3 separate regions of the Homo sapiens genome follow, and regions 1 and 2 are each linked to region 3. A link is a loop called in an ENCODE intact Hi-C map of the cell type or tissue named here. Cell type or tissue: PC-3. All regions are shown on one strand. Each heading gives the region's core, and the rest is flanking DNA. Links, peaks and the distances in the headings are about the cores only.

Region 1 (11,146 bases), core at 2,623-7,622, 220 kb after region 3:
TTTTTTTCAGAAGTATTTACAATACATGTAAGATAATTGCTTTATTTTCTGGCCTTATATAATAAATTTTATGATTTAGAATCTAACTTGAAAGCAAGCATTTCTCTTTTATTGGCTTAGGAGAAGTTGTGAAGATGTGTGATTTTTTTACAGATCATCTGAGTTTCTATAGGACAGAAAACTAGAATTCTATATTTAGTATTGGATCCATACTGTAACCATTACATTAGGTTTCTATTTTTAAGGATTAAATAGTAAGTTAATGGAAACAATATAGCCCTATTTTTGCTTAATATGCTAAGCACAAGATGCTTTATATGAGCAACTGAATACATTAATAAAAAAATCTCATTTTTAATTGAATAGCTGAAATGATGCCAATATGTGAAAGAATTATAAACTGTTACAAAAATAACTGGTTGCATTAAACAGGATTGCATATAGTAGACTGCTGCTGCATGTGTTTGAAAAAGGAAATGCAAATATGGAAATAAATATATGTATTTAATTAAATAAAATATAATTAACAGGTTTAAATTTTTTAAGGGAAATTTTGCTACTAGGCAGTGACGTCAACCTGAGCTATTTTTTTTTCTTGTCAGTGATTTATATTCATGATTCAAATATTGGCTGACAATTTGATCAAGGGGGAGATAAGGCATCCTTAAATTGATATTAATAATATTATCAGACTTGATATTTTACAGCATTTTACATTTTAAAAAGATTCTGACATCTATTTTTATTTTATTTGTAATTTATTTAAAAAATAATGTACAAAAAGTAGAAAGTAATATAGTATACACGAGTTTGGGGCACAGAGTTGAATAGCCAATATTGCCTAAAAGTTGAGAAATTTGACTTAGGTGTTAAGGAGGGCAGCAACCAAGATTGATTTTACATGAAAAAAAAAATCAGTTAAGATGAAGTAGCATTACCAAATGCATTTATATAGAAAAGGATACAGAGAAATAAAGGTGAAGGCAAAAATATCTTACTGAAAATTATGAAGTGATATGGGAAGTCAAGAGAGAAAGTTGGGAAGATGTATTGGGGAAAACAAGTTTGAATGGAAATTCTGTTAAAATTGACATTTATCCCTCACGCTTAATATTTATAGTGGAATTTTAGTTTTATCACAGGTGTGGATAGTTCTACTCTTTGTTAAATTAGAACATTTACTCTTTTTTCTCCTTTGCCTCAGTAGGTTAATGGCTGTAGTCTAATTTCTTCATAAAGCAGACCCAAATAAAACATATGTTGACTCTCTGTAGGCTGTACCTTGAGTTTCCTTCTTACCCACAGATAGAAGCCTTCTCTATTGAGTTGTCTACATTCTGCATCTTCAATTCCCTACCTCTCATTCTTTCTTGGCTCACTGAGACCTGGATTCTGTCCTCAGAACTTTGTTAAAATAAGTTCTAAAAGAACACCATATTGGCAAGTCCTGGGGACACCTGCCAGTCTTCAGATTGATTGATTTTGTTGCAATATTTGATATAATCGTGCCCCATAATGTTTCTATAATGTTGCTTTCTTTATTCTTGACCTGTTTACCTCTGAGTCCATCTTTCTCAGTTCCCTTCATAACTCCCTGTTTCTCTACTCACTCTTTAAATATTGCTAATTGTATTCAATCTTTTTTCTTCTCTTTCACTGAATTCTCCTTAGGCTCACTCACATATGCCCTGTGATTTATTTATTAGATAATTACTTCTAAATCAATATCTCTACCTTTCATACAGTTTAGCCCAGGGACAGACCTATAATATTCCAGACTCCTAGGAGATTATCTCAATTGAATATCTGTCACACACCTCAATCTCAACAAAGCAAATAAACAATCCCACTCTCAGCTGTGGGTGATTCTCTGATTAATGACACTGCTTACCGAGTGAGACATGGGACTCACTTTGCTCCCCTGCTTCTTGCTATTGGTTACATGTTTCATGGCTTCTACCTTCAAATGATCTCTGGTGTCTATTCCCTCCTCTCCTTCATCTTTTTCTGCATTAATTCAGGTTCTTTTTATTTTGAAGTTGACTATACAATTTTATACTCCTATACTTAAAACTGTTACTCATCCGAGTGTTCTTCATTCTTAAAAATCCATCTTTTCATTGTCACCAAAGGCAACTTTTAAGACAAATAGAATTATTTCATTGCTCCTCATAAAAACCTTAACAGACTCATCACTGTTTTCAAGATAAAGTATAGACTCTTTCCCATAACATATAAGGCCATTTATCATCTGTTTCCTGTTCACACTTCCCAAATCTCTTGCCAGAGAACACAGAAACTACTTGTAATTCCCCAAACTGCATATTCTCATTTATGCCAGGCTTTTCTCATGGCCTGTGATACCCAACCCGACATTCATTTCCTATTTTGTTTCACTGCCAAAGAAGTACTCATGATTGAGGAATTAGCTCACGTTACTAAACACTCATCCTCTCCTGCTCCTGCATCCAAGCCTGAGTTAGGGGCTCATTCCTCTTGACCTCCGCACCAGGAGGCACAGACTTAGGTAAAATACCCTCATAGCATTTGGGTATCTTATGTGTTTCTCCTAGTAGGAAGATTCAAAGACAAGAATTTTATTTTGTGGATTTGTATTATCTGTATCAAGCATGTTGCCTGGTGAACAGTAGATATACTGTAAATACCTATTGATTAAATTAAATATTATAGAAAGATTGATTATTGAAGGAAATATATGTGTATGTATGTGTGTTTACATGATTGTATTTATATATATTTATATATAACAGAAATATCGATATTTCTGTTTCAGAGTGACTTGGAAATTCTATTTTAAGCAAAGCACATACATTTTAATTAGTAGCAATTTACTGGGAACCCAGTACATACTTGGCATGCCACATAGTTTCCTTTAATCTTCACAACTCTATACAGTCTGTAAAAATATTATATTTATTTTATATATGAATATATGGAGAATCAAATAAATTACTTTTCCAAGAGTGCACGGTCAATAATAAAGAGATTTAAATGCAAGTCTTTCTATCTGCAAAGCCTAAAATAGACAGAACTTTTAAAATTTTTATTTGTTGAATTATTGTTTGTTGAAAGAGAGGAAATGACTAATAATGGAAGCCAAAGATGATTCTTTTAAATTTATTACAACTTGTGGCTTGGGTAAATTTGATCTTACTTTCAGCCTTTGCAATATCTGATGAAAGAGGGTCTGGAATTTAGAATATCCTTTATGTAGCCTGCCTGCAACTGGCATTTTGGCTAATCAAAATAAGAAAAAAAGGAATGTTTAGTAAAATGCCTGTTATTTTCAAAAGGAAAATTTTTTAAAAGGAAAACTGAATTCCTCATTTTGCTGGTATAGTTTAGGCCATGTGAGAAACACAATAAATATGTGCCATCAGGAGCAGCCTGTGAGCAGATGAAACTATCTCAGACATAGCTCAGCAGTTTTCCTCTGCCAGACATTACTTCCTATGGAAAGAGAGACAAGTATACTTTTAAAAAACACTTATATGAGATTAAATATCCTTACATATTTATTTGACTAAATGGAAGGCATTTACTGTTCCCCTGATAGTTAACAAGTTTATTTCATTTTATAAAAATAAAGATTTATACATTGGGAACAAGAAATAATTTAGGGTATATACATTTCAAATAATTTATTTTGTCATTATTAGTAGTAGTTATTGTAAATTAGGTATAATGGTTTTTAGGAGGTATTATAATTTACTCATAAGTTACATATATTTCTTTTCTTTTTTTTTTTTTTGAGACAGAGTTTTGCTCTTGTCTCCCAGGCTGGAGTGCAATGGCATAATCTCGACTCACTTCAACCTCCACCTCCTGGGTTCAAGTGATTCTCCTGCCTCAGCCTCCCAATTAGCTGGGCCTACAGGTGCCTGCCACCATGCTCAGCTAATTTTTTGTATTTTTAGTAGAGTTGGGGTTTCACCGTGTTGGCCAGGCTGGTCTGGAACTCCTGTACTCGGGTGATCGATCCACCCACCTCGGCCTCCCAAAGTGCTGGGATTACAGGCGTGAGCCATGGCGCCTGGCTGTAAGTTACATATATTTCTAATGAGTTTTTTTTTTTTCTTGGCATTGGAATACAATGCTTTCTATGTCACCTACAAAAAATCTTACCAGAGCATTACACAAAATAAGAGAAGTAATTCCTAGGGCAATTATCTACATAATAATATTATAGTAAAATTTACTAGGAGCAACTCAAGCATTTGATGTAATTATTTTGTACAGGTAGAGAGCTGGACCAGTTGCTGTTTGCCGATGATAAATGTTAATTGAATGGGATAACTACACATAAGTCGGATGCTGATAGGAAGTGCATGAAACATGGTCTCTGCCATTGCAATGAGAAACAATGGTTGAATGTCATAATCATTATAATATACTCTTACAATGGAAGTATTGTGTTTTTCTGGTACATTATATTGGAGAAATTGGTTTCCCAAGACAGAAAGAAGATTTTTATGTAACAGGACAGTAATAATTAGACCTAAATATAAACCATTTTCATATCTAAATTAACTGCTTGGTGACTGAGTGCTAGTTTCAAACAGTAGAAAACAAGGGAATTAAAATATAACTAAGAAGATAAGCCCAACTTGCAAAAAGCCATTATGGACAGACAGTATTCCATTCTTTGGATTTTAAAGTAAAATCAGTAAGTCTTTGATTTGTTTTTGGTTAATAATGGAAAGCATTTTCCAAACTAAAAGAAAATGAAATTAATACTTTATTAATGGTGCTAAGAAAAGCTAGCACTCCCTCTCACCCCACTCCTAGCAAAGCTTTGCCTCCAGATGTTATTTTGTATTTATTTTGCAATGTTTATTATGGCAGTCCAAGATGTTTATGTCTTAAAGATACATTGGTCAGTTTATTTACAGAGAGACAGCTTCTTGAAGTGAAGGCAGTTTACTTTGGGTGTGGGTTAAGCTACATAGCACTAGAGAGAATGGGTGTGACTGGTTTCCTCTTGTGTGTTCTCTTATTATTTCTTTCGTTTCTTTTCATTACAAGCGCTTCTCTCTCTCTTTTTTTAATCCTGTAAGGTTTTATATGATTTGTCCTGTGAGAAATAGTTGAGTTTTTCTGAGCAGTTACCCTGTACAGGAAATGAAAGAAACACAAGGCAGAATGGATGACAGGGCCTTGACACCTTTGCTTACCACCTTTGCCTCCTGTCAAAGGTGACACTGGAATAGCTGGAGACCTTCTCAAGGCACTCAGGATAGAGAGCAGTCTGTAGTATTTGACAGAATCACTGATATTTCTCAGGCAAGGCTTAGGATTGACTAACGGGAGAGAAGGGAGGCAGTAGGTGCTTGTGTTTGTGCAGTAGGACTGGACCAAGGATTTTGAAAGATTCTGTCGTTCCTTTTTTTAATGTATTGCAAACTAACACAGAATTAAATTGTAAAACCAGTATAAGAAAGTTCAACCAAGTTCTCACTTTTCTCATTATGACTATTTCAATGCCATTTCAGTAATATTGAATAACATTTATTTGAAACATTGCTTTGTAATATAAAAACAACATTTTTAAAGTTGTTTTTTCTTACTTCTGCTTTGTTGAGTTCATCAGAGTGTACTAACACTCTGATGGGAAATCCAATTTGTGGAAGTGCAAGGACATGACAAAAGAGAAGCTGGCAATGTGATATTTGGTGAAGGCTGGAGAAGGGCTGAGACATGTTTTGGTTAGGACTGGTGTGGCGTCTTCATACCCATAATGTAGTATTTTGCAGGAAGAGTGAAGCTTCATCTTGCAAATTAGAATATATAGGGAATTCCACTTTTAATTATTTTCCTCCACTTTAGCATTATTTTTCTTTCCATGCTTTAAGGAGTGATTTGGGCATAGATTTGTTTTCTGAAGTATTCTCAATACACTTTTAACTTAATATTTAAGTCTTGTATGTTTCAAGTGATACAAGGGAAAAGCAGGACCATCTGCTGCTTTTTCTTTGTGGATCTGAAATAATCTTACACCTCTTAAAGAGACATTTTGTAAACACTGCCTGTGGCTAGCCCTTATAACTGGCTACTTCAGTTAAAATGATTCTCAAAGGTATAGTTTATTTTATTTAATTTTAGTCATTTGAAAATAATGACTAAATACTGCTTGAGTGGCAGATCAAGACATTAATTTTGCTGGCCAGTTCAGTAGTTCAGTTATGATCATTGTTACAGATAAAAGAGTTTTCCTTCAAATTGATAATTAAATCACCCAATCTCGGTGAAGCTATACTTAGATAACTATCTGTATTTTCACATTTTCTGGATCTTTTTTGGTATCAAAACATACAAAGTTGCATAACTATAAAAGCACTAATATGTTTTATATCATTTTTACAGAATGGAAAACATCAATATTTATTGTGGATGCCAGGCTTGGTATATCAATTATTACAAAATCATACAAGGCTTTTAACCTCCATCTAGAAACCTGATAGAAAATTTTAGGAGAATGTTATGTCACCTATACATATGAAAATTGTCTAATCTGATAGCTCTACTGGTACAGCAAAGCACTGTTGCTAATTTCCTAATGGCAGAATCTATAGGTTGATTGATTATTTATTTAAAAGATACTTTATTAATGGATGGAAAGGGCATCTGCTGACTATTTTCATGTTTCATGTTTTATATTCCTGTCCCAAAGTGACTACATTAAACCTGAAACAAGTGATTTTTTTACACAGTCATTTCTCTTTATGCTTATTAATTTCTAATTATTCTTTGCTTGTCAATATAGTGTTAATTTATCCATTATCTAATTGACTGGTTTCTTTTGGGGGTGAAAGGGGTGGAGGCAAGGAAACTGATATAGGCCCTGAATTTCAAATTGCTTAGGCTTGCAAGGATGTTTATGGCCAAACAATCTATTTTGACAATTGTGGAAAGGATAATTCTCATAATAAATTTGAGAATTCTAGAGATACTAGAACAGCACATTCTAATGGTCTCTTCTGTTCTAGAAATAATACCATTTTGGATTTAATTGGATCATCTGGATATTCAAATAAAACTCTATTCTCTTGACCCTTTCACATGTACATATTAAGCTATCCTTTAAATATTCCATAGTTAACAAGTGGAATTGTTGGTTTACCACAATAATTCATTTCCCCCCCTAAAATTCCAACATTAAAAGGAGACTGGCAATCAAGAAAGCTAGAACTTATTTGCATGAAACTGACTCACTTTCCTAAATTGACTCTGCATGTCTATGTCTTTTTTGGAATCATAAATTATTCTCACTGCTGGTTTGGATAAAACTAAAATCTATTTTCCTGTAGCATTTGGTGTGTTCATAAAGTGAGTCATAATCATTTTTTTTTTACTATGGGAAAAAGATCAGTAAGGGTGAACTTAGTGATAAATAGGACCTTCTTCCAAATAGTTGCCACATGAGGAAAATCCCTTGTATGTGAAACACAAAGTGTTTCTATTTTTGTTTTCTAGTTTATTTTTATTAAACTTCTTTTAAGAAGTATAAATGGGGCCGGGCGCAGTGGCTCACGCCTGTAATCCCAGCACTTTGGGAGGCCGAGGCGGGCGGATCACGAGGTTAGGAGGTCGAGACCATGCTGACTAACATGGTGAAACCCTGTCTCTACTAAAAATACAAAAAATTAGCCGGGCGTAGTGGTGGGCGCCTGTAGTCCCAGCTACTCGGGAGGCTGAGGCAGGAGAATGGGATGACCCCGGGAGGCGGAGCTTGCAGTGAGCCGTGATTGCTCCACTGCACTCCAGCCTGGGCGACGGACCGAGACTCCTTCTCAAAAAAAAAAAAAAAGAAGTATAAATAATATTCTTTCCATAGCTCTATACTTCGAGGAATTTATTAAATTATGTCTTCTCCAGTTTATTCCTAGGTTAATTTTTAAATCATTAGGTAGGGTTTTTTTTCCTTCCCAAACTAGTCAATCAAAAACCATAAATAAGCAAAGTGTAGAACAGAAGTAGGGAAGGAAGTCAAAAGGATGGACGGACTGCTGCCAGGGACAGCACAGTGCCCCAGGGCATGGCACTCGTTTTTGGCATGTCATTCTGGTGGAGGGGCAGTACATGTCACTGAGTAGTTATAAGGATGAAAATAAGGGTTCCTTTCTTTTTGGGATCAGAATTCTTTTTACTTTTTTTCAAATCTTGAGATCATCATAGCCAGATAGTTGACGGAGTTGTCACCAAATTTTCTACCTCTTGGGAGATTGGGACCAACCTGGAATGTGCGTGTTCTGGGGAGACCGTATGTGGTAGCGTTAACTGACTCAGAAATGTCTCCAGTTCAAGATTCCACATTTAGTGGTAGTTTATTTTATTGTATTTGGGTATCACACAATGTACAAAGTAAAGTTGCACCTCTAGTTCCATGTTTGATATAGCTCCATTGCCAGCAGCTACAGAAAAAAAACAATGCAGATATACTAGAAGGAAGTGAAGTATATCCTTACTCCCTTCTAGTAAGGAAGGGCTACATTGTTGCATTCTCAAATATGTGGTCTCATCACGTACTTCTATTGACTCCTTTTGGGGAAGAATATAGGTAATTCTTAGACTGAAATCTCCAGTGTGGGCGGCAGTGTGAGCAATGGGGAAAGGAATGTCAAACTGTTGCTGTAGCTAGGGACTGGCTAGCAACAGTAATAGCTTATATATTTATTGTGCTTTATAATTTCAAAGCACTTAAAATACATTTGATTGTTTTATTTATAAAGGTAGACTCCTCTTTAAAATGTTTAAGAAGTTGTTAAATTTGTTGAAGAAAATCTAGATCTTGCTTGAAATTCATTTGTGATAGAAATTCGGAGCAGCTAAAATAGTAACTGATGCTAATAGTACAAAAGTGAATACTTCCATTAAACCTGTTAGGCAGAACACTTTGGTAAAGTTATTATTTAACCTTGTTTAAAAACTTTTCTTATATGTATCTGCCAGTTTTCTTTTTTAAAATAAAACTTAATCCTTTGTAGGTGATTCAGTATGTTGGATTGCCTCCACATCATATTGAACAACAATTTTCACTGCACACAGCTATAGATATAGAAGTAACTGTAACAGTTTGCAAACTGTTTATATGTCAGATTATTTTGTGGTCATGTAATTATGTCTTTTGAAATTATTATGTAGCCAATTTTCCAATTAATGAAATATTTCCACTTGTTGGAGTTGTGTTACCACTGTATTTTAAGGACTATGAATAAAAATGATTGCTATTTTGCTTTCTTGCTTCCCCCCTCCCTCCGTCTCTCCTATGTTTCTTCCTCCCTTTCTTTCTTTCTTCCTTCATTTTTTGTACCTGTGTATGTGATGGATATGTTAGCCTCAAAATTACTTGAGAGCCAGTATGGGCAAGAAAAGGTGTGTGACAATTAAAATCCTGATATTGAATGTCTGAAAGTAGCTGGAAGAAAATGAAGTATCCTCTGAAGAAAGTTGTTTTGGTAGTTCCAACAGTGAAGAAAATCTGTTGATGTTTCTTCCTGGATCATTGCAATTCTGAACAAGGACTCAGGGGAAAGATGATCATGCTGGCAAATACCCTGCTTATACCAGAAAAGAACTGAATTGAGGGCTAATCCACAGACATAAAGGGCTATAACAATCGAGGGCTTCCCAAGGAGCCAGACTTACTGTTCTCTTTCTGAACTTTGGTCCTTTACTGATAGCACGTATTTCCCATTTCTCCTTTTTATTCCTCTTGCCTACCAATGCACTTGCCTCCCCCAATCCACTGTTCCCCACAAACCCCACATCCAGCCAGCCCATAGGCTTCCTGCAGCTCTGTGTCTCACCGCCTCACCCTACCCCGCCGCGCCACACACACACACACAGTCACATTTCGAGTTCAGATTCAGAGTTAAGTCTTATCCTGGGTTGAGGCCTCTAGAACTTGACGTCTCAGGCTTCTTAATGGGGGATAATAGTTTTAGATCATGAAGAAATACCTCACTATTATATGTCATGGGCAATCTTGGAACTAATAATAAATATGACTTTAGAAGTTATGATGAAGGAGAAGGAAAGTGGGCTTTGGAGTCAGCCAGAGCTGGGTGTCACTTCCAAACTCACATGTTGCTAGTTGTATGACTTTAGACACTTCTCTGTGCCTCAGTTTCCTCTTTTGTAAAACAAGGACATCAATGACTCACAGGGCTTTTGGGATAATTACATAATATAGTATAGTCAAAGGGTTAAGTGGCTAGCATAAAGGAGGTACAGCCATTTGTTTTGTTTTGCTTTTCTTTTTCTAAGAACATTTGAAATAAAGTTACAATAATCTACTATGTTAGTAAGATGAAATGTTATTGCTTAAATTTGGAAAAATTTCAATTGATTTGATCATGATCCTTGTTTAATTTTATTTTTTCAGTGGTGGATGAATTCCAGACAAATTATCTTTGCGTTACAAGAAGTTACACCCTGTTTGTAACAGATCAACCACAAAACAGGCCTTTTCCCCATAATTTGACCAGAAATAGTTGCAGTTGTATTGAGAAAGAATCTAGTTGGTTCCTCTGCTATGAAAATATATCCATGGAAAATATATACTGTCTGTATTTATGCCCATTTATAAAAAATGTACTTTAAGTAGTTTCCTAATTTTAAGAAGACTCAAGACAAAATTACAATTTAATTACTAGTTAATATTATTAATTTCATTTCCATGATTCTCACATATATACTTATTCCTTGAAATTATCATGCATGTACATTTTTATGAATACTATCACATATCATGAATCAAGAAATAAAATTTATATGTTTGACTTGTGGAATTAGTCATAACTTTTAATTGATATTCATTTATATACAAAATATTTATTATTATATTGAATGAAGAACCTTTTAATTCTCATAACAATCTTGCAAAAGAGATGATGCCAATTCCATTTTGCAGATTTGGGATGATATTCTGCGAGATCATACAATGTGCCCAAGGTCACACAAGCTGCAACCAGTTAGTAGCAGAATTGAGACATTAACACAAGCTGTCTAACGCTAGCACCAGTGCACTTTCCATTTTCTTTGCTGTCTCCCTTTGTGAGAATGAATATCTATTCTTGTTTTTAGCTGTATTTATATATGCTTTTTCTTCCCAGTGTTATTTCAA
Region 2 (11,146 bases), core at 3,437-8,436, 54 kb after region 3:
TAAATTAAATAACTCAATAAGGCTGGGCATGGTGGCTGATGCCTGTAATCCCAGCACTTTGGGAGGCCAAGGTGGGTGGATCACAAAGCCAGGAGACAGAGACCATCCTGGCCAACATGGTGAAACCCCATCTCTACTAAAAATACAAAAATTAGCCAGGTGTGGTGGCATGTGCCTGTAGTTCCGGCTACTCAGGAGGCTGAGGCAGGAGAATTGCTTGAACCCGAAGGCAGAGGTTGCAGTGAGCTGAGATTGCACCACTGCACTCCAACCTGGGCGACAAAGCAAGACTCCATCTTAAAAAAAAAAAAAAAAAAAAAAATCCTCAATAAAATGGTAGATATTATCAAACTGGATGAAAAAGCAAGAACCAACTATATGCTGTCTAGAGTTGACACACCTTAGATTTATAGATACAAATAGATTGAAAGTAAAAGGATGGAAACAATATATCATGCAAATAGCAACCATAAGGTTGCTGAAATGTCTGTATTAATATTAGACATATAGAACTTTAAAAAAATGCTACAAGAAAGAAAGAGGGACATCTTTAATAATAAAAAGATATCCTTAGGAAGATATAACATTTATAACCACATATTCACCTAAAAACAGTCTCAATATACATGAAGAAAAGTTAACAAAATTGAAGGGAGAAACAGACATAAAGAAATACATATTCAACAACAATATTCAGAGACTTCATGGTCCACTTTCAAACAATGGAGAAACAACTATGAGGATGATCAACAAGGAAACAGAAGACTTGAACAACATTATAAACCCATTATACCTAATAGATACCCATAGAACACTCTATACCTAGATGAGACACATTATTCTCAAATGAAAATGAAACATTCTCCAAGATAGACTATATGGTAGGCAACAATAAAAGCCTCAACACACTTAAAATAATTGAAATCATACAAAGTTTATTATCTGGTCACATTGGAATAAAGAAATCAATAACAGAATGAGAAAATAAATAACAAGAAATTTGAGGGATGCATAAATAGTAGACATTAAACCACACACTTCAAAATAATCAATTGGTCAAAAAAACCATGAGGCAAATTCAAAAACACTTTGAAATGAATAAAAATGAAAACACAAAATATCAAAATCTATGAAGAGCAGGTAAAGCAGTGTTTGGAGGCAAATTTATGCCTATAAACATCTATATTTGAAAATTAAGAAAGATTTGAAATTCATAATCACCTTCAGATATTAAAAAGTAAATTTAAAGCAAGCAGAAGAAAAAAAGATTGAATCAGAAATTAATTAAATAGACAATTAATGAAAATTAATGAAACCCAAATGTAGCTTTTTGAAAAGATCAACAAAATTGACAAAACTTTATCTAAACTGACCAAAAGAAAAAGAGAGAAAACTCAAGTTATCAAAATTCAGAATTGTCTTAGTTTGTTTGGGTTGCTCTAAAAAACTACCATAGACTGCATATCTTAAAAACAACAGAAATGTATTCCTCACAGTTTTGGAGACAAGGAAACCTAATATCAAGACAGGCAGATTTAGTGTTTGGTGAGGACCTATTTTCTGGTTCATGGATAGTACTTTCTTGCTGTGCCCTTATATGCTGAAAATGGGAAACCAGCTCTCTGGAACCTTTCTTATAAGTGCACTAAACCCATCCTGACCTCATGATCTAATCATCTCCCTAAGGCCTTACATCCTAACACTATTACGTTAGTGATCAGGTTTTCAACATACAAATTTTGGAAAGACACAAGCATTCAGACCACAGCAGGAATAAAAGAGATAATATTGCTAGCAACATTACAGAACTAAAAAGGATTATAAGGAAATACTACTGCAATTGACTTGATGTTTATGTTCCCCATGATTTATATGCTGAAATCCTAACCCCCAAAGTCATGGCATATACATTATTCTCAACTTTACATGGAACATTCTCCAGGGTAGGTCATATGTTAGGCCACAAAACATGTCTTAACAAATTTAGGAAGCTATAGATCATACAGAGTATCTTTTCTAGTAAAAATAGTATACAACTAGAAATCAATAATAGGAAGAACTGTGGAAACTTTACAAATACATGGATATCAAACAATGTGTCTCTGAATAACCAATGAGTCAATGAAGAAATTAAAAGTGAAATTAAAAAATTTTATGAGACAAACAAAAATAGAAACAACACACATACCAAAATCTATGGGGTACAGCGAAAGCAGTTCTAAGATAGAACTTTACAGCAATAAACACCTACATCAAAAATGAAGAATGATCTCAAATAAATGACCTAACATTGCACAGATGGAACAAGAAAAGCTAAAACCTAAAAAAGCAGAAGAAAAAGATAATAATAAAGATTGGAGCAGAAATAAATAGAGACTAAAGAAACAAACTTCAACATCCTTCAAGATAAACATAACCTCTCAACAAATTATGTGTATAGAAGTTTCATAGCTCAATGCAATAAAGGCCATATATGAAAAACCCATAGCTAACATCCTACTGAATAGAGAAAAGATAAAAGCTTTTTCTCTAAGATCTGGAGAAAGACAAGAATGCACACTTTCATCACTTCTATTCAACATAATATTGGAAGTCATAGCCATAGACATTACACAAAAGAAAAAAGTCTTCCAAATTGGAAGGGAGGAAGTCAAATTGTCTGTTTGCAGACAATATGATCTTATGTAGAGATAAACCAAAAGACTCTACCAAAAACTGTTAGAACTAATAAGAGAATTCACTAAAGTTGCAGGGTACAAAGTAAATATGCAAAAATCAATAGCATTTTTATACCTTAATAGTGAACAATCTGAAAAAGAAATAAAACAACTCCATTTATAATAGCTACAAAAATCTATAAGATACCTAGGAATAAAGTTAACCAGAGAGGTAAAAACTATAGAATACTGATGAAAGAAATTGAAGAGAACACAAATAAATAGAAAGATAGCCATGTTCATAGATTGGAAGAATTCATATTGTTAAAATGTCCATATTATACCAAAGTATGTAGAGATTCGCTGTAATCTCTGTGAAATTTCCAATGATATCCTTCACAGAAATAGAAAAGAAATCCTGAAATTCATATAGAATGACAAAAAACTCTGAATAACCAAACTAATCTTGAGCAAAAAAAGCCCCACAACAACAAAGCTGGAGGCATGATACTGCCTAACTTCAAAATATATTACAAGCCTATGGTAACCAAAACAGCATGTATTGGCAGAAAAACAGGCATTAAAAAAACAGTGGAACAGAATACAGAGCCCAGAAATAAATCCACACATCTACAGCCCACTGATTTTGGACAAAGGTGCCAAGAACACACACTGGGAAAAGGACAATCTCTTTAATAAATGGTGCTGAGGAAACTGGATATCCATATGCAGAAGAATACTGTACCCCTATCTTTCACCATACAAAAATCAACTCAAAATGAATTAAAAACTTAAATATAAGACCCAAGACTATGAAACTACAGAAGAAAACATAGAGAAAATGCTTCATGACATTGGACTAGGCAAGGATTTTTTTGATAAGACCTCAAAACACAGGCAACAAAACCAAACATAGACAAATGAGATACGCCAAACTAAAAAGCTTCTGCACAGCAAAGAAAACAATCAGCAGAGTGAAGAGGCAACCTACAGGATGGGAGAAAATATTTGATACTATACATTGACAAGGCATTACTATTCAGAATATATAATGACCTTAAATCAACAAGCAAAAAATAAACCTCATTCAAAAAATGGCCGAAAGACCTTAACAGGCATTTTCCAAAAGAAGACATACAAATGGCCAACAGACATATTAAAAAATGCTACCTATCACTTATCATCCGGGATAATGACCCTGGTCACTAATGACCATAGAAATGCAAATAAAAACAATGAGACATCCCCTCACTCCAGTTAGAATGGCTGTTATAAAAAAGACAACAGATAACAAGTGTTAGAAATTACGTGGAGAAAAGAGAACCCTTAATACACTGTTGGTGGGAATGTAAATTAGTATAGCCATTATGGGAAACAGTATGGAGCTTCCTGAAAAATTAAAAATAGAACTATCATATGATCCAACAATCCCACTATTGGCTATATATCTGAAGGAAATGAAATCAGTATGTCGAAGAGACATCTGAACTCTCATGTTTATTGCATTAATTGGCTATTCACAATAGCCAAGATATGGAATCAGTCTAAGTGTCCAACAATGGGTGAATGGATAAAGAAAATGTGGTATAATGTAATGGAATACTATTCAGCCATAAAAAGGAAGGAAATCTTGTCATTTGTTACAACATGGATAAACTTGGAGACATTATGTTCAGTGAAATAAGCCAGGCACAGAAAGACAAATACCACATGTTCTTACTCATATGCATAATCTAAATATGTTAATCTCATAGAAGTAGTGAACAGAACAATGGTCACCAGAAACTGGGGAGAGTAGAGGTAAGGGGGAAAGGGGAGAGGATGGTCAACAAGTACTAAGTTACAATTAGAAAGGAGGAAAAAGTTCCAGTGTCCTATAGCACAGTAGGGTGACTATAATCAACAAAAAAGTATTGTATATCTCAAAAGAGCAAGAAGAGAGGATTTTGCATGTTCCTACCAAAAATAAATGATAAATATTTGAGGTGATGAGTATGCTAATTACCTTTATTTGATCACTGTACAATGTATACAGGTATCAAAACATCACATTTTACCACATAAATAGGTACTATCATTATGTGTCTATTAAAAATAAAAAATTTTTTAAAGTGGTTCTGGGATGGTGAGATATCTACATGCAAAAGAGTGAATGTAGGCCCCTACATCATACCACATACAAACATGTACTCAAAATGAATCGAAGTCCTAAATGTAAGAGCTAAAGGTATAAAACTGTTAGAAGAAAATATAACAATAAATCTTCATGACCTTGTAGTAGGTAACAGTTTCTTAGATGTGACACTAAAAGCTCAAGCAACAAAAGAAAAACAGATAAATTGGACTTAATCATAATGTAAAATATTTGTGTTCCAAAAGACACCAGCAAGAAAGTAAAAAGACAACCATGTAATGTGAAAAAAATATTTACCAGTCATATATCTGAGAAGAGATTCGTATCTAGAATATAAAAAGAACCTTCACAAGTCAATAATTAAAATATAAATTACATAATTTAAAAGATAGGCAAAAGATGTAAGTAAACATGTCTCCAAATAAGATATACGAATGGCCAATAAATACATTAAAAGATGCCAAAATCAATTAACTATAAAGAAAACACAAATGAAAACCACAATGAGATACCTCTTCGCACTCCCTAACATGGCTATAGTACAAAAGACTGAAATATCAAGTGTTGGAGAAGTTGTGGACAAATTGAAACACTGTTGGTGGAAATGTAAAATGGTACAGCCACTTTGCAAAACTGTTTGGTAGTCCCTCAAAAGGTTAAATATAGAGTTACCATATGACTCAGCAATTCCACTCTTAGGTTTGTACCCAAAAGATATGAAAGCTTATGTCCACACAAAAACTTATCCACAAATGCTGATAGGAGCACTTTATTTGTAACAGCTAAAAAGTGGAACAGTGCAAATACCTATCAGTTGATAAATGGATAAATAAAATATGATTTAGCCACAAATGGGATATTATTTGCCAATTAGAAGGAATGAAGTACTGATACATGCTATGGCTTAAATGAACCTTAAAAATGAGCTAGGAGGCAGGACTCAACACAGGGCTCAGACATTGGACCAAATTGAGTACTAGCTAAAACAGGTCTGGGGCAGAAGCACCTCCCCATAAGACATGCCCACTAATGTGCCATGTCAGTTTACCATTGCCATGGCAACAAGTTAACATTCCTTTCCATAGCAATGACCTGACAACCCAGAAGTTACCTCTCTCATGGTATAAATTTCTGCATAAACCACCCCTTAATTTTAATATAATTAACAGTGGGTATAAATATGACTGCAAAACTGCCTCTGAGCTGTTATTCTGGGAGTATGGAGTAGCCCTGCTCTGCAAGGAGCAGTACTTCTGCTGCTGCTGTATGCTGCCACTTTAATAAAAGTTGCTGTTTAATACCACTGACTCACCCTTGAATTATTTCCTGGGCTAAGCCAAGAACCCTCCCGGGCTAAGACTGAATTTTGGGGCTTGCCTGTCTTGCATCATCTGGTGACCAGCGAAGGGAGGAAGACAGTGGAGACGGCAGTGATTGGTGGAAATGGCAGTGATCGATTGGTGGAGACAGTGAGACCTGGATGGTGAGACAGTACAGACAGAGAGGCAGCGACTGGAGACAGACAATGAAAGATGGCAGTCAGAGAGACTGAAATAACAAGAGACAGTAGTTGGTGAGAGGGAAACATGGCAATCTGCAATACCACAAGGAGAGAGACAGCAAAAATGTCTGATCTCGAGGCTGCAAGAGCTGTAACACCGAGGCTGTAACAATAAATAGCTTCTAACACTACAGAGCTATAACACTAACCAAAGACTCTTTTAAGAGCCATCATCTTTCCCCGGCAGGCAGCAGAGCAAAGTGGAGGATCAAGTGGCCATGGTGCTGCTGCCTTGTGTGGGACCCACTGCTCCAACCAAGCAGGTCAGTGGATTACAGGTCCCTGTGCTGTCCCTCTCACAATATGGCAGCTGAGCCCACTCAAGCTGGGGGAACCTGGAGAGACCTATACCCAAGTCCTGCGTGGGAGATTAGTTGGTGCAACGGGTGAATGTCTCCTCTCTTCTCCTCCCCAACCATAATATTAGGTAAGCTAGGAAATGAAAGCCTTTGGCTAAGTGGTCAGTTAAAAGTTACCCACGGTTTAGATGCTCTGAAGCATATCCTTGTCACCACTTTTCCCATTTTTTGTTTTTGTTTTTTCTTTTCCTCTGACTTCATTTTATTCCTCCACCATTTGTTTTATTTTCAGTCCTAAAAATGTATGTTTTGATTGCAGTTGTTTGTTTGCAGTCATGTTTGCTTTTGACTTTCTGTTAACTGTATTTGGGCAATTGTTCAAGGCAGGATACTTGGTTGTGAGAGATCCCCCATTGTGTGGACTCTAGAACACCAGAGTCAAGTTGTTCTGTGATCCCAGCTTGGTCTGGGGTTCACTCTTGGCCACCCCTGGGGTGCCCCAAGGTTTTTGGGATTTGGTGAGAGAACACTCATTGGCTGAACTTCGGACACTCCAGGTTTTCAGCATAGGTATTTTTGGTCACCCCAACAGATGCTCTGGGGTTTTCGGCATTGACATTCCTTCTAGGATTGTGGGTTATAGCCCCTTACCCTAGGGGACTATTGGTCTTGCCATTTTCTGCCCTAAAGTTGAAAGTATTATTTTCTTAATAGTCAGCTGCAAGCCCCTTCCTATGTGCTGTCCTATAACTGCCTTGCTCAAGCCCTTCTTGGTCAAATAAATTGAGATTTCCCAGACTCCTGGCCTGATGAACAGCACCTACAGTGATAGGCAAGTGGCCACCTGAATATTTTTTGGTGACTCCACTTCTGGGTAGGTTCTCCAGCAAGTCAGGGCCTCTGAAGTCTCCCCTTGGGCAATGCAGTTTACCCTTCCCTTCCTCCTTTCTACAGTCACTATTTGTTAGTCCCCCTCATATAACTCACTCTCTGTGGAATTTAGGCTCAACATCCAACTGCCATTTGTAGTTTGTAATCCATTTTTGTAACACCTTGCTATCTATAGAAAGTGTGAATTTAAAAAGGGAAAAGCAACTAGGCATTTGCTAAACTTAGGCTGACTAAAACCCCCTGTAGAGACTCTTAGTGGACATGGGGACAACAGTGAGCATCCCAGAGGATTCACAATTAGGGTGTCTTTTAGACAACTGAAGTAAGTTCAAATTAGTGCAAAGAAAACTGGCACTTTGAAACCATCAGCTCTCATGAGGACCCTGTCACCATCACAATAAAAGTATGGGGGAAACTGTCCCCCATGATCCAATCACCTCCTATCAGGTATCTCCCTCAACACATGGGGATTATAATTTGAGATGACATTTGGGTGGGGACACAGAGCCAAACCATATCATTCTGCCCCCAGACCCTCCCAAATCTCATGTCATTCTCATATTTCAAATCACAATCATGCCTTCCCAACAGTCCCCCAAAGTCTTAACTAATTATGGTATTAAACCAAAAGTCCAAGTCCAAAGTCTCATCTGAGACAAGTCAAGTCCCTTCCACCTATCAGCCTGTAAAATCAAAAGCAAGTTAGTTACTTCCAAGATACAATGGGGGTACAGGCATTGGGTAAATTTTCCTTTTCCAAATGGGAGAAATTGGCTAAAACAATAGGGCCACAGGCCCCATGCAAGTCCAAAACCTGTCAGGGCAGTCATTAAATCTTAAAGCTCCAAAATGATTTCTTTTGACTCCATCTCTCACATCCCAAGCATGCTGATACAAGGGGTGATCTCCCACAGCCCTGGGTAGCTCTGCCCCTGTGACTCTGAGGCTACAGCCCCTGTGGCTGTTTTCACAGGCTGGTGTTGAGTGCCTGCAGCTTTTCCAGGTGCATGGTGCAAGCTGTCAGTGGATCTACCTTTCTGTAGCCTGGAAGACAGTGGCCCTCTTCTCACAGCTCCACTAGGCAGTGTCCCAGTGGGGACTCTGTGTGGGAGCTCCAACCCCACATTTCCCTTCCACGCTGCTCTAGCAGAGATTCTCCATAAGGGTTCTGACCCTGCAGCAGACTTCTGCCTGGACATCCAGATGTTTCCATACATCCTCTGAAATCTAGGTGGAGGCTCCCAAACCTCAGCTCTTGTCTTCTGTGCACCTGCAGGCCCAACACCACATGGAAGCCACCAAAGCTTGGGGATAGCATCCTCTGAAGCAATGGCCCCGAACTGTACCTTGACCCCTTTTAGCCACAGCTGGAGTTGGAGTGGCTGACATACAGTGTGCCAGATCCTCAGGCTGCAGAGGAGCAGGACCCTGGGCCTAGCCCAGGAAACCATATTTCCTTCCTAGGCCTTTGGGCCTGTGATGTAAGGGTTTGCTGTGAAGATCTCTGACATGCCCTGGAGACATTTCCCCATTGTCTTGGCTATTAACATTCAGCTCCTCATTACTTATACAAATTTCTGCAGCTTGCTTAAATTCCTCCCAGAAAATGGGTTTTTCTTTTCTACCATATAGTTAGGCTGCAAGTTTTCCAAACTTTTATGCTCTGCTTCCCTTTTTTCTGTCCATAAGTTTATTCTCTTTATCTGAAAAACCCTCACAGAAAAGTGGTTTAGCTCTCAGCAGTCTGCTCCTGAGCTCTGAGGAAGTCTGCCCTCTTTTGAGCTACCCAATCTTTCTTCTGAGCAAGGGATATTTTGGGAAAGTTCTACCTCTTCTTTTTAACTTCTTTCTTGGACTTCTTTTTGTAGACTGGATTTTCTCATATAGCAGCATGAGTTTTCTTATATATTTCCATCATGTCTGGAGTTATGCTGTTCTTTACGTACTGAAAGAACTGTTTCTTGTTAGGATCTTCATCTCCTTCCATTAAGTAGTGCATGTAATCTGCAACTTTCTGGCCCATGATGTACTTCTGGTGTACTTCTGCATTAAATTCTTTGCTTTCAGAATCATAACCAGGGAATCGTTTGGTACTGTGAGGGATAGACAAGCCTTCATCCACAGTTCCCTTCAGGGCACCAAAAACTTGATTGCCAGTGGTAGTTCTGGCAAGGCTTGCATCCAAATAGTAGGTAAAGGCACCTGGCTGACCATCAATGCTTTCCACATTGTATTCATCACCAGTCTTCTCCACTTGGCTTTCATAGATCTTGTCCACTTCAAACCTATTGAGAAGCCTGCGGGCTAGCAGCAGGCCAGTACAATATGCTGCAGCATAATTTGTCAGGCCAACATTCACACCATATTTTGGCAGTTTGTGCGCATATGCTGCGCAGACTATCATATCCCCCTCTATACGGACATAAGCAATCTGACAAATGATACGTCTTTTTGTTACATGAACTATCATCCTGTATTTGGGTGTGTTGTATTTATTTTTATCCTGTATCACCAAGCATTGCTGAGAATAATAATCATTTTTACCCTCTCATCGTCTTCTAAATTTCACTTGGTATCTCTTAAAGTAGGCCTTATTGTTAACAACTTTAATAAACCCCATCCTGCAGAACAGAGACCTCTGCTTCCCTTTTAAACATAAGTTCCAACTTTTTTTTTTTCTTTTTTTTTTGAGACAGAGTCTGGCTCTGTCGCCCAGGCTGGAGTGCAGTGGCGCAATCTCGGCTCACGGCAAGCTCCGCCTCCCAGGTTCGCACCGTTCTCCTGCCTCAGCTTCCTGAGTAGCTGGGACTACAGGCGCCCACCACCACACCTGGCTAATTTTAGTAGAGACAGGTTTCACCATGTTAGCCAGGATGGTCTCGATCTCCTGACCTCGTGATCCACCTGCCTTGGCCTCCCAAAGTGCTGGGATTACAGGCATGAGCCACTGCGCCCAGCCTAAGTTCCAAGTTTGAACCACGTGTTTGTGAGTGCATATAGCTGAATGCTTTCAGAATCAGCCAGGCCACCTCTTAAATGCTTTGCTGCTTAGAAATTTCTTCCACCAGATACCCTAAATCATCTCTCTCAAGTTCAAAGTTCCACAGATCTGTAGGGCAGAGGCAAAATGCTGCCTGTATCTTTGCTAAAGCACAGCATAAGTAACCTTTGCTCCATTTCCCAAAAGGTTCCTCATCTCCATCTAAAACTGTCAGAGGCTTTTGAGCAAAGTGACTCCATTTTGAGTGAGGGCTGGGAAAATGAGGCTGAGACTTGCTGGGCTACATTTCCAGAAAATTAGACATTCCTAGCTTCTAGATGTTTATGGCTAAGGGAACACATTTATGATGTTTACTGAAACAGACCCAGACTTGGGAGTGTCCAGATATCCTGATATCTGGAGAATAAGGACATTCCCAATTTTGCTATAAAGATAACAATATTGATTCTTGCAAAATATAGTAATTAAGAAAATTAATCCTTTATCACAAACCCTTGTAGCAGAGCACATCTCCCCAAGCACTATTTTTATCCTATAAATATACAAGCATTGTACCTAGGGTGGATGCATTCCTCTTCTTACTTTCAGGAACATCCTACTCTG
Region 3 (11,146 bases), core at 3,142-8,141:
GAGTACAGTGGTGCTATCCTGCCTCACTGCAACCTCTGCCTGCCAGGCTCAAGCAATTCTCCTGCCTCAGCCTCCCGAGTAGCTGGGACTACAGGCATGCACCACCATGCCTGGCTAATTTTTTGTATTTTTAGTAGAGACGGGGTTTCACTATGCTGGCCAGGCTGGTCTCGAACTCCTGTCCTGATGTTCGCCCACCTCGGCCTAACAAAGTGCTGGGATTATGGGCATGAGCCATCATGCCCAGCCTATCTTTTTAAATTTTATATGCTGGATATAAATCCCATATCAGATATATAATTTGCAAATATTCTCTCTCATTCTGTATGTTCTCTTTTCATTTTCTTTATTGTGTCCTTTGAAGCACAGAAGTTTTTAATTATGTTGGGAGGCCGAGGTGGGCGGATCACCAGGTCAGGAGATCGAGACCATCCTGGCTAACACAGTGAAACCCCATCTCTACTTAAAATACAAAAAATTAGCTGGGCATGGTGGTGGACACCTGTAGTCCCAGCTACTCAGAAGGATGAGGCAGGAAAATGGCGTGCACCCGGGAGGCGGAGCTTGCAGTGAACCAATATTGGGTCACTGTACTCCAGGCTGGGCGACAGAGCGAGACTCCATCTCAAAAAAAAAAAAAAGTTTTTAATTATGATGCAGTGCAATTGATGTTTTTTTTTCCTTTTATCACTTGTACATTTAATGTCATATCTTAAAAAATCCATTTCCTAAAGCAAGGTCATAAAGAATAACTTCTATACTTTCTTATAAGCATTTCATTGTTTTAGCTCTTACATTTAGGCCTATGATCCATTTTTAGTTAATTTTGCATATGCTGTGAGGTACAGGTCTAACTACGTGATTTTGGATGTGGATACACAATATCCCCAGAATCACTGATAAAATGTAATTGATCTGGCTGGGTGTGGTGGCTTACGCCGGTAATCCCAGCACTTTGGGAGGCTGAGGTGGACAGATCACTTGAGGTCAGGAGTTTGAGATCAGCCTGCCCAACGTGGTGAAATCCCATCTCTACTAAAAACACAAAAGTTAGCTAGGCATGGTGGTGGGTGCCAGTAATCTCAGCTACTGAGGAAGCTGAGGCACGAGAATCGCTTGAACCCAGGAGGCAGAGGTTGCAGTCAGCCAAGATCGCACCACTGCACTCCAGCTTGGGCGACAGAGTGAGGCTCTCAAAAAAGAAAAGAAAAGAAAAAAAAATCCTAAGTATTTAATTTGCTGATGCTATTATAAGTTGAATATTTTTCTTGATTTCATATTACAATGTATTTTGTATATTGACTTTGTCGCCTGCAGTCTTGCTGAATTAACTCATTTGTGCTAATATTTTTCTGTGCAGGGTTCCTTAGGATCTTTTACATACGACAATATGACATCTGCAAATAGAGTTTTACTAGTTTCCATCTAATCTGGGTACCTTTTCTTCATTTTCTGCACTAATTGACATAGAACATCTAGCACAAAGTTGAATAGAAGTAGCAAGAGTGGATATCCTTGTCTTATTCCTAATATTAGGGGGAAGAATTCAGTCTTCCACCATTAGTTATGAAGTTTACTGTAGGTTTTTCATGGATCTTTATCAGTTTGAAAATGTTTCCTTGTATTTCTGGTTAGTTGAGTATTTTAAACATAAAAGGGGGTTGGATTTTACCAAAATCTTATTTTGCATCTGTTGAGGTGATCATGTTAATTTTGTCTTTTATTCTACTGATACAGTGTATTACATGGAATGATTTCATGTATTAAACCAATGTTGCATTCCTGTGATAAATCCCACTTGGTTATGGTATAATCCTTTGTATATGTTGATGGCTTCAGTTTGATAATGTTTTGTTGACATTTTTTACATATATATGAATATATATGTACTGTCTCTAGTTTTATTTTTTGTGATGTCTTTGTCTGGCTTTGTTATGAGGGTAATATTGACCTCACAGAATGAGATGTGAAGTGTTCCCCCCTCCTATTTTTTGAAGAGTTTGTAAAGGATTTTAAACTAGTAAAATTATCAACTTTTCTTTAAATCTTTGGTAGAATTCACTAGTAAAATCATCTGCCCCAAAAATTTCAAGATTGAAATAAATATTGTCCTTTAAATACAAATTTTCAAGTAAAATTTACATTCCAGGAAGTTGTGTTGAGCTTAAAATATGACACACCACTCCCATTTTCATTTCAGAAACATGAATGTAGTTCCTCATTCTTTTGTGAAACGCTATACGTTCTTAGAAAAGGAGCATCATTTTTGAGGTGCCTCTTTCTTCTGGTGTCAAAGACATATGTTCTATTTGTAGTGTAGGATTTCTAGTGGCTTTTCATCAGTACTTTTATCAGTCAAAGTCCAGTTAGGAAAACAGAGAAACACTAAGAATTTAAACACATTACAACAGGAAATTGGAAACAAAGGTACTAAAATATCTAGAAGAACAAAATGATGATGGGAGACAGGGGAGCAAGAAGGAAGTGGAAATAATACCTAGAGATTAGAAACTGCTAATGATCCTGGCCTGGAACACACACCTGATGCTGCACTGTTGGCTGATTCTGGAACACTGAATAAGAACCATTTCACATGGAAAAGTTCTGCTTCAATTTGAAAGTGTGAAATCAGCCGGGTGCGGTGGTTCACACTTGTAATCCCAGCACTTTGGGAGGCCGAGGCGGGCGGATCACGAGGTCAGGAGATCGAGACCATCCTGGCTAACATGGTGAAACCCCGTCTCTACTAAAAATACAAAAAAATTAGCTGGGCATGGTAGAGGGCGCCTGTAGTCCCAGCTGCTTGAGAGGCTGAGGCAGGAGAATGGCGTGAACCCGGGACAGAGAGCTTGCAGTGAGCCGAGATCACGCCATTGCACTCCAGCCTGGGCGAGAGCAAGACTCTGTCTCAAAAAAAAAAAAAAAAAAAAAGTGTGAAATCATCTGACTTCCAATGCCATAACAACAACTACCAGTATTTCCCACTGGTATATGCTAGAAACCAGAAGCTTCTCTTTTCCTTTATTCTTCTGATCTTCTGCCAGTACCAAAGGAGCCAAGGAAATAGAATTTGTAATGTCCCAGCCCTGATCACACACAGCAAAGTATGTAAAGGCAAGTGGGGAAAATCCAAGTGTTTCTGCAGAACATATTCGAAAATAACATTTGATTTTAAAATGCCTTAAACTATAGGAAAAATGATAGAAGATAGTGTCTGTTGGGTGATTTTCTGTTTATTTCAATATTTTAAAGCAAAATAAAATTATCCCCCAAATATAGAAGTATCATTTACTTACAGCTCTCAGTAAAATCAACACAGAGGATTTATAGCTCAACTTGGCAGAGGGTACTACACAGAAATGTCAAACTGCCAGAGCAGAGAATAAACAGGTTTGGTTTGCTTTTTTTTAATATTATGCTCAGGATATTAATTTGTCATATGAAGGAAAAGAGCAAGGAATAAGACTTTCACCATAAAAGTACTCAACCCATTCCAAAGAGGAAAGGGGAAGGATAGGAGATTCATGAAGCATTGAGGGCTATTCCTTAAGTTTTATTTCACATATGTGCCTTAAGCAACTGCCTGTAACCCAGGTCCTCCTAAAATAATTTACAAGACCAGTAAATATGTTCACTTACCTAATATTTCTTTTCTAACTCTGAAATTTACATTCTAAAATTTTCATGCTTATTTAACAAAGATTCCATAATTATTTAAATCTTAGGCCAGGCTCGGTGGCTCATGCCTGTAATCCCAGCACCTTGGGAGGCTGAGGCAGGTGGATCACGAGGTCAGGAGATCGAGACCATCCTGGCTAACATGGTGAAACCCCATCTCTACTAAAAATACCAAAAATTAGGCCGGGCACAGTGGCTCACACCTGTAATCCCAGCACTTTGGGAGGCCGATGCGGGCAGATCACATGAGGTCGGGAGTTCAAGACCAGCCTGACCAGCATGCAGAAATCCCGTCTCTATTAAAAATACAAAATTAGCCAGATGTGTTGGCACATGCCTGTAATCCCGGCTACTTGGGAGGCTGAGGCAGGAGAATCGCTTGAACCCAGGAGGCAGAGGTTGCAGTGAGCTGAGATTTCGCCATAACACTCCAGCCTGGGCAATAAGAGCAAAACTCTGTCTCAAAAAAAAAAAAAAAAAAAATTAGCCGGGCGTAGTGGCATGTGCCTGTAATCCCAGCTGCTCGGGAGGCTGAGGCAGGAGAATCACTTGAACCCGGGAGAAGGAGGTTGCAGTGAGTCGAGATCACGCCACTGCATTCCAGCCTGGGTGACAGAGTGAGACTCCGTCGAAAAAAAACCCAAAAAACTCTTGAATTCATTTTAAGAGGGAAATACATATTATTTTCCTTGGTCAAGCACAGTGGATAACACCTGTAATCCCAGTACTTTGAAAGGCCCAGGTGGGAGGATTGCTTGAGCCCAGGAATTTTAGACCAGCCTGGGCAACACAGAGAGACCCTGTATCTAGAAAAAAAAATTTTTTGAACTTAGCCGGGCATGGGGACATGCACCTATATATAGTCCCAGCTACTCAGGAAGCTGAGATGAGAGGATCACTTGAGCCTGGTAGGTCAAGGCTACAGTGAGCTGTAATTGTGCCACTGCACTCCAGCCTGGGTGACAAAGTGAGATCCTATCTCAAAATACATATATTCTTAAGTAAAATATATATATATATATTTTAGATAAATATGTATGTTTTTCCTTAACAGTTCAACTCTCTGGGCCGGGCCTGGTGGCTCACGCCTATAATCCCAGCATTTTAGGAGGCTGAGGCAGGCGGATCCCAAGGTCAGGAGTTCAAGACCAGCCTGGTGAAACCCCATCTCTACTAAAAAATACAAAAAATTAGCTGGGCATGGTGGCATGTGTCTGTAATTCCAGCTACTCGGTAGGCTGAAGCAGAAGAATTACTTGAACCAGGACCTGGGAGGCAGAGGTTACAGTGAGCCAAGATCACGCCACTGCATTCCAGCCTGGGCTACTGAGCAAGACTCCATCTCAAAAACAAACAAACAAAGAAATGAAAACAGTTCTACTTTCTGAAATGTTATAAAGTGCAAAGGGAGATTTTTCAGAATGAAAAGAATGACTTACAAATTATTGTAATGAAGTGATTGAATTTTTTTATTTCAGTCTGGACATGGGGTAAAAAGCCCTTTGTGTCTCATAAAAGTCCAATTAAAAGGCAGCTCTGGTCTGAAATTACACCACTGCCATCTTCACCTAATTCAGACAGTATATGTCATGTAATGGGAGCACAACACAAACACACACACACAAAATTAGCAATCATAGGCATAAAAGTAAAGTGGGTGTCCTGGGGAATATAGCAAATATATCGGCAGTGAAAACAGCAAAGCACACAGCATCCCATTGGCTTGTGTTATCTTGCAGAGAGACATGCTGAAGAAGGGGGATCTGGATGCTTCCTGGAAGGAGTTCTAGGAATGCCTCACCTGGTACTACCACTCTACATATTGATAGAGTAAGAGGGGTAGGCTACTTCATTGTGACAATGTAACAAGGAGAGCTTTCTTTAACAATGCCATGGGACACTGAAAACAGCCTTGTGACAAAGGGGGAGCCCCAGAACTCAGGCACTGTATCTGCTTGTTTGTTCTTTGGTTAAGCTGACTCAGACGGGTGTCTAGCTAAACTACCAAAAGGGGGAGGAAGTGAGTCACCAACGCCAGCCATCTGACTTAGTCTTTCATTGTACTTGTGAACTGTTACAGCCAAGAGAAAGAGAAAGAAAATTTTGAGAATTCTAGAAGACTTACTGGCAAATAGGCATCTTTTGACTGTAGTGGAAAAAGTTACTATATTGTAGAATGCCAAAAAAGTAATGAGATCACTTTTATATGGTAATAATATTTTTGTATTTTCTATTCAAAATGTTTATGAGAACAGATATATGAAAAGAGAAAAAAAAATTTTAAAGATATAGACAATATGATTTATTTTATTTAGCCATTCAAATTATGTTTATCCTTTAGAGTCCTAATTAGATTAGCTTAATTTTCCCCTAAAAATAAGAAATTATGTTTTTTATGGTATAAATATATTTCTTTCTAGTCATTTAAATTAATAAGCCTTATTTGTTAGTTTTATGGTGTTTAGCCTATTAACTTATGTTAAATAATATACTGTAAATGCTGAGCTATTCACCCTACTGATGAATAAGAAATTGCCATCCTTGAGGAAAACAGTTTCAATAAACATATTTATGATGACCATGCATCTGGGGTTACTAGATTTAACAAATATGAATATGGAATCTTCAGTTAAATTTTAATTTCAGATAAACAACAAAAATATTTTAAAATAAATATACTCCAATACTCCAAATATTGCATTTATCTATCTCTTTACCTACCTATCTTTGTGTTAACAATCAGTTCATAACCACTTGATTGGTTTATTACACTAAATCACTACTTTGAGTCAAAGGTACTCCCAACCTCAGATTCTTTTGCCTACATACATCCAGTTTTGCCTAGGACAGTCTTGGTTACGGCATAACTTCCCAGTAATTATTTACCCCACCTTTTCACTCTCAAAAGTGTCCCAGTTTGAATATTAAATTATATAACAAAATCTATGCACATTAAGTATAAAATGCAGCTCAAAGCACTCAAGGGAGAATTAAAGGATAAACAAAAGAAAAAAAAGGAATAGTTTAAAACCAGAAAGCAGAAACCAAAGGAAGGGCTAACTAGAACTAGTGATAAAGTCCTTGTTTTGAAAATAGGGAAGGCTGGCCGGGTTCAATGGCTCACAGCTGGAATCCCAGCACTTTGGGAGGCCAAGGCGGTGCATCACCTGAGGTCAGGAGTTCGAGACGAGCCTGGCCAACATGGTGAAACTCTGTCTCTACTAAATATACAAAAATTAGCCAGGCATAGTGGCGTGCACCTGTAATCTCAGCTACTCGGGAGGCTGAGGCAGGAGAATTGCTGGAATCAGGGAGGCGGAGGTTGCAATGAGCCAAGATCACGCCATTGCACTCCAGCTAGGGCGACAACTGCGAGACTCCATCTCAAAAAAAAGAAAGAAAATAGGGAAGGCTTTCAGTTGACTTACATGGGACACTAGCAGGGTTCCTAGTTGTACAAGATAGTACAGATGTGTTTCCCGGACTTAAAAACTATGTTGTGAAGCTGAGAAGAAACTGGAACAGACAGTCTGTGAGTCAAAAGAATTGGAAGTGGAAGGGAGCTTAGAGCTTAGAGTAGAATAAACCAATAAAGTGGTGATAGTTATTGCTAACGAAAAGGTAAAGAAATCATCAAATAGGAAAAAAGGCAATAATTATAAAGTATATTTCCCATTGTAAGCATAATAAAGCTCATTATATCAATGTGAACTTATTTGATTATAAATATAATTAGAACGATAATCTTCTCCCAACCCAGAAATTCTCTCCATAAAGGTAGTAAAGAAAGCACTTTTATTATTGAATAAACATTAAGCCAGAATGTGAGGTACATCACAGGTAATCCATTAAGAGATTCCAAAAACAGAAAGTAATCATACCCCCTTATATCGCCCAGCAGATACAACGCATTACATACGTGTTTTCAAGATAAATAACAATTTCTCAGGTAAGACAACATGACAGCCCTATTTGCAAACATCATTCATCCTAACTTTACCTGGAAATTGAGGAGATCGTTCCTGTTAGCTAATTGACCTTGTCCGGGGAAAAACAAACTTCTCGTATTTTTATGACAGAAGGTAGTTCTGGAGCCTGGCTTCCACTGAAGTTAGATTCCTGTCCTCCCACAGAAACTGGGAGATTAAGGATGCTATCTCCCTCGTTGTGTACATTTCAATGGCATTGTTCCTAGATTATTGAGAGAGACCTTCCTGGGCTGACAAAGGGCCTATCTAGTCTTCAAAATGATTTATACACATTTTAATGAACCAAGAGAGTACAGTGGGCTCTCTGTATCCAGGAGTGTGCATCTGTGGATTCAATCAACCATGGATCAAATATATTTGGGGGGAAAAAAAACATTCCACAAAGCTTCAAAAAGCAAAACTTCAGTTTGCCATATACCAAGTACTACATTCAGTCCATGCAAAGGAAGTGATATGTAGACATTGTATTAGGTATTATAAGTAATCTAGAGATGCCTTAAAGTCTTCAGGAGGATGTGTGTAAGTTACATGCATATACTATGCCATTTTATAGAAGAGACTTGAGCGTCTTTGGATTTTGGTATCCCAGGGGTCATGGGGAGCCTGGAACCAATCGCTCACAGATACTGAGGATAATTATGTTTAAAATTAGAAGCTTTCTAGAATAAATTCTCTGATAAAAAGAAGAGAAGGAAAATCTTTTATTTTCAGCAGGGAGAATTATGCTTCTTATTTTAAAATTTTAATTGTCCTTACAAAACCTACAAAAAAAGTTGAGAAAATTCAATATTACCTATATCTGGATTAGCATTTTTGTATATTTTCTTACATTTTATGTATTATGTTGGTTTTTTTAGCTTTTAACATACAACATATACAAAATTTTATGTCTCACTTTTTTTCTTAACATTACCCCATGTTATTAGTTTAATATCACTTTAATGGCAGTATTTTAATGATTGTGCTATATTTCATGTTATATGATAGATGACATCTTGGTAAATAACATATTTTCTTTTTCTTTTTTTTTTTTTTTTTTTTGAGACAGAGTCTCACTCTGTCACCCAGGCTTGGAGTGCAATGGCACGGTCTCGGCTCACTGCATCCTCCACCTCCCCGGTTCAAGCGATTCTCCTGCCTCAGCCTCCCGAGTAGCTGGGACTACAGGCGCATCCCACCACACCCGGCTAATTTTTGGGTTTTTTTGCTTTTTTTTTTTGAGACGGAGTCTTGCTCTGTTGCCCAGGCTGGAATGCAACAGCGCGATCTCCGCTCACTGCAAGCTCCGCCCTGCAGGGTTCATGCCATTCTCCTGCCTCAGCCTCCCGAGTAGTTGGGACTACAGGCACCTGCCACCACACCCGGCTAATTTTTTTTTGTATTTTTAGTAGAGACGGGGTTTCACAGTGTTCGCCAGGATGGTCTCGATCTCCTGACCTCCTGATCCGCCTGCCTCAGCCTCCCAGAGTGCTGGGATTACAGGCGGGAGCCATCGCGCCCAGCCAGTTTTTGTATTTTTAGTAGAGACGGGGTTTCATCATGCTGGTCAGGCTGGTCTTGAATTCCTGACCTCGTGGTTCGCCCACCTCAGCCTCCCAAAGTGCTGGGATTACAGGCGTGAGCCACAATGCCCAGCCTTTTCTACTGTTTTCTTTTGAAACATTATCAGGAATAGGATGTGTGAGTAAATAAACATTTTAAAGCTTTTGATAGGTAGAGGAAGAGGACATGGTCTTTGTCTTCTTTCTCCTCAGTTGCAGACTCATTTTTCTCTCAGTCTTCATAATTACATTGTCTGATTTAGAGTGTGATTACATTAATGCTAGATCATGTTGCTCAAAATTAAACAAGTGGGTAATTTCCAAGATTGATTGGCCATACTATTGTCACTGTATTATGCGCATTTTGTTGCATTGGTTCATATTCCTTCTCAACTTACCTCTTGCCACTTGGAATATATATTGATTCATTATGGTGCCAAGCAGTAACATAGGAGTGTTTGATCCAACAGAAATACACAATCAAGGATAGCAAAAGTAACACATGAAAGACCATAATCAAGCTTAATTTCCACTTGCTCTGTTTTTTCACGTATCTTTAAACTATGGTTTTAGCTTCGATAAATGACTGAAGCTGGAGAAGCCATGGTTGAAATCAACCTACACTTCAGTGCACAGTTGAGGAGCCAGAGACTAAAATCATCTACAGAACCACAACAATGGCAGTATATCTTTTCTTCTTTGAACAAAAATCTATTTTTGCTGTCTTTTTACCGTATAAAGTTTTTTTGTTTTGCTTTGGTTTTTTTGTTTGTTTTGTTCATTGGTTGGTTATTTATTTATTTATTTATTTATTTTGAGACAGAGTTTCGCTTTTGTTTCCCAGGCTGGAGTGCAATGATGCGATCTCAGCCCACCGCAACCTCTGCCTCCTGGGTTCAAGCAATTATACTGCCTCAGCCTCCTGAGTAGCTGGGATTACAGGCGTGTGCCACCATGCCCAGCTAATTTTTGTATTTTTAGTATATAGGGGGTTTCTCCATGTTGGTCAGGCTTGTCTCGAACTCCCAACCTTAAGGGATCCACCCGCCTCGGCCTCCCAAAGTTCTGGGATTACAGGCCTGAGCCACTACGCCCAGCCTAAAGTATTTTTTAAACATGAAAATAATAAAGATTTTGATAGATGTTGCTGAATTGCTAAACCTTATTTAAATAACTGTATGTTTTATCCAATAGTTTTTCTCCTCCTTGTTAATCAAGCAATTGTAGAGTTTTAAAGTAACTTTAACAATTCCTTCTTCTTCCAATTAAATAGCCTAAAACATTCAAAACCAGTAGGCAGCATGAAACAAATATATATCCTTGTTGTTCTTTTTTCTCCCTGTTTAGGAGGAGCCCAACACCCTCTGCCCTCACTGGAAGCACAGTGAGCCATCACTAATAATTCAGTAGCAGATATAAAACGTAAGGGAAGAAAGAATACTGAGTGATTCTCAGGTTGCCTTCAACTCTGCTTTAAAGCCTTGAACATTGGTGATAAATTTTATACTCATATAGAGAAACAATTTCCTCAACCCCATAAGAATAACAGAAAGGTGGCTTTTTAAATAATCTAGTTGACTGTATTACATATTTTTCTTGCTCTACTCCAGACTGTCAGGTTTGCCCTAGATACAGAGTAAAGTAAACCCTGGAGACTACTAACCCAAGTCCCTGAAGCAGCCACTGATGTCCTGTGATCAATGGATACAAAAAAATAAATAAATAAAACAGGTCCCTAAAACAAAGTATCCTTTCTCTTTTTCCACTCCATCCTCAGCTTTTTCACTTTTGTAGCTGTTTAAAAGATCTGAGTAAAGCCACTGTGTTTTGATACACACCCAGCCTCTGGTAGGTTAAATTACAAGTTGGTCTGCGGTCAGAGAGACTCAAAGCTGTGTCCTAACTTTCAAAGATGAAAGTGCATACGAGCTGGCATTT

The links. Peaks named below come from ENCODE experiments on the same cell type or tissue, not always from the same donor. Only the 100,000 strongest peaks of a DNase experiment are listed, where the experiment ranks them.
Region 1: it touches region 3 in a loop (3-fold over the local background); 2 of 110 quality-filtered maps call a loop at or near these places.
Region 2: it touches region 3 in a loop (3-fold over the local background); 6 of 110 quality-filtered maps call a loop at or near these places.

The regions. Positions count from the first base shown.
Region 1 is chr6:127,198,994-127,210,139 of GRCh38, reverse strand. The region is part of intron 1 of LOC105377989 (a long non-coding RNA gene); the gene reads left to right. RSPO3 (R-spondin 3) reads right to left here. Exons shown (of 5, transcript NM_032784.5): 5 at 10,659-11,146. Among named protein-coding and RNA genes, the nearest start is that of RNF146, 62 kb to the left of the region's middle. In PC-3, for the core only: no CTCF peak of the experiment used is centred there; no DNase peak of the experiment used is centred there; H3K27ac peaks cover 589 bases.
Region 2 is chr6:127,361,529-127,372,674 of GRCh38, reverse strand. It overlaps the pseudogene RPL5P18. Among named protein-coding and RNA genes, the nearest start is that of ECHDC1, 23 kb to the right of the region's middle. In PC-3, for the core only: no CTCF peak of the experiment used is centred there; a DNase peak (open chromatin) is centred at 6,164; H3K27ac peaks cover 1,531 bases.
Region 3 is chr6:127,415,187-127,426,332 of GRCh38, reverse strand. It overlaps the pseudogene LOC100287856. Among named protein-coding and RNA genes, the nearest start is that of KIAA0408, 39 kb to the left of the region's middle. In PC-3, for the core only: a CTCF peak has its summit at 5,653 (motif pointing right); a DNase peak (open chromatin) is centred at 5,682; H3K27ac peaks cover 483 bases.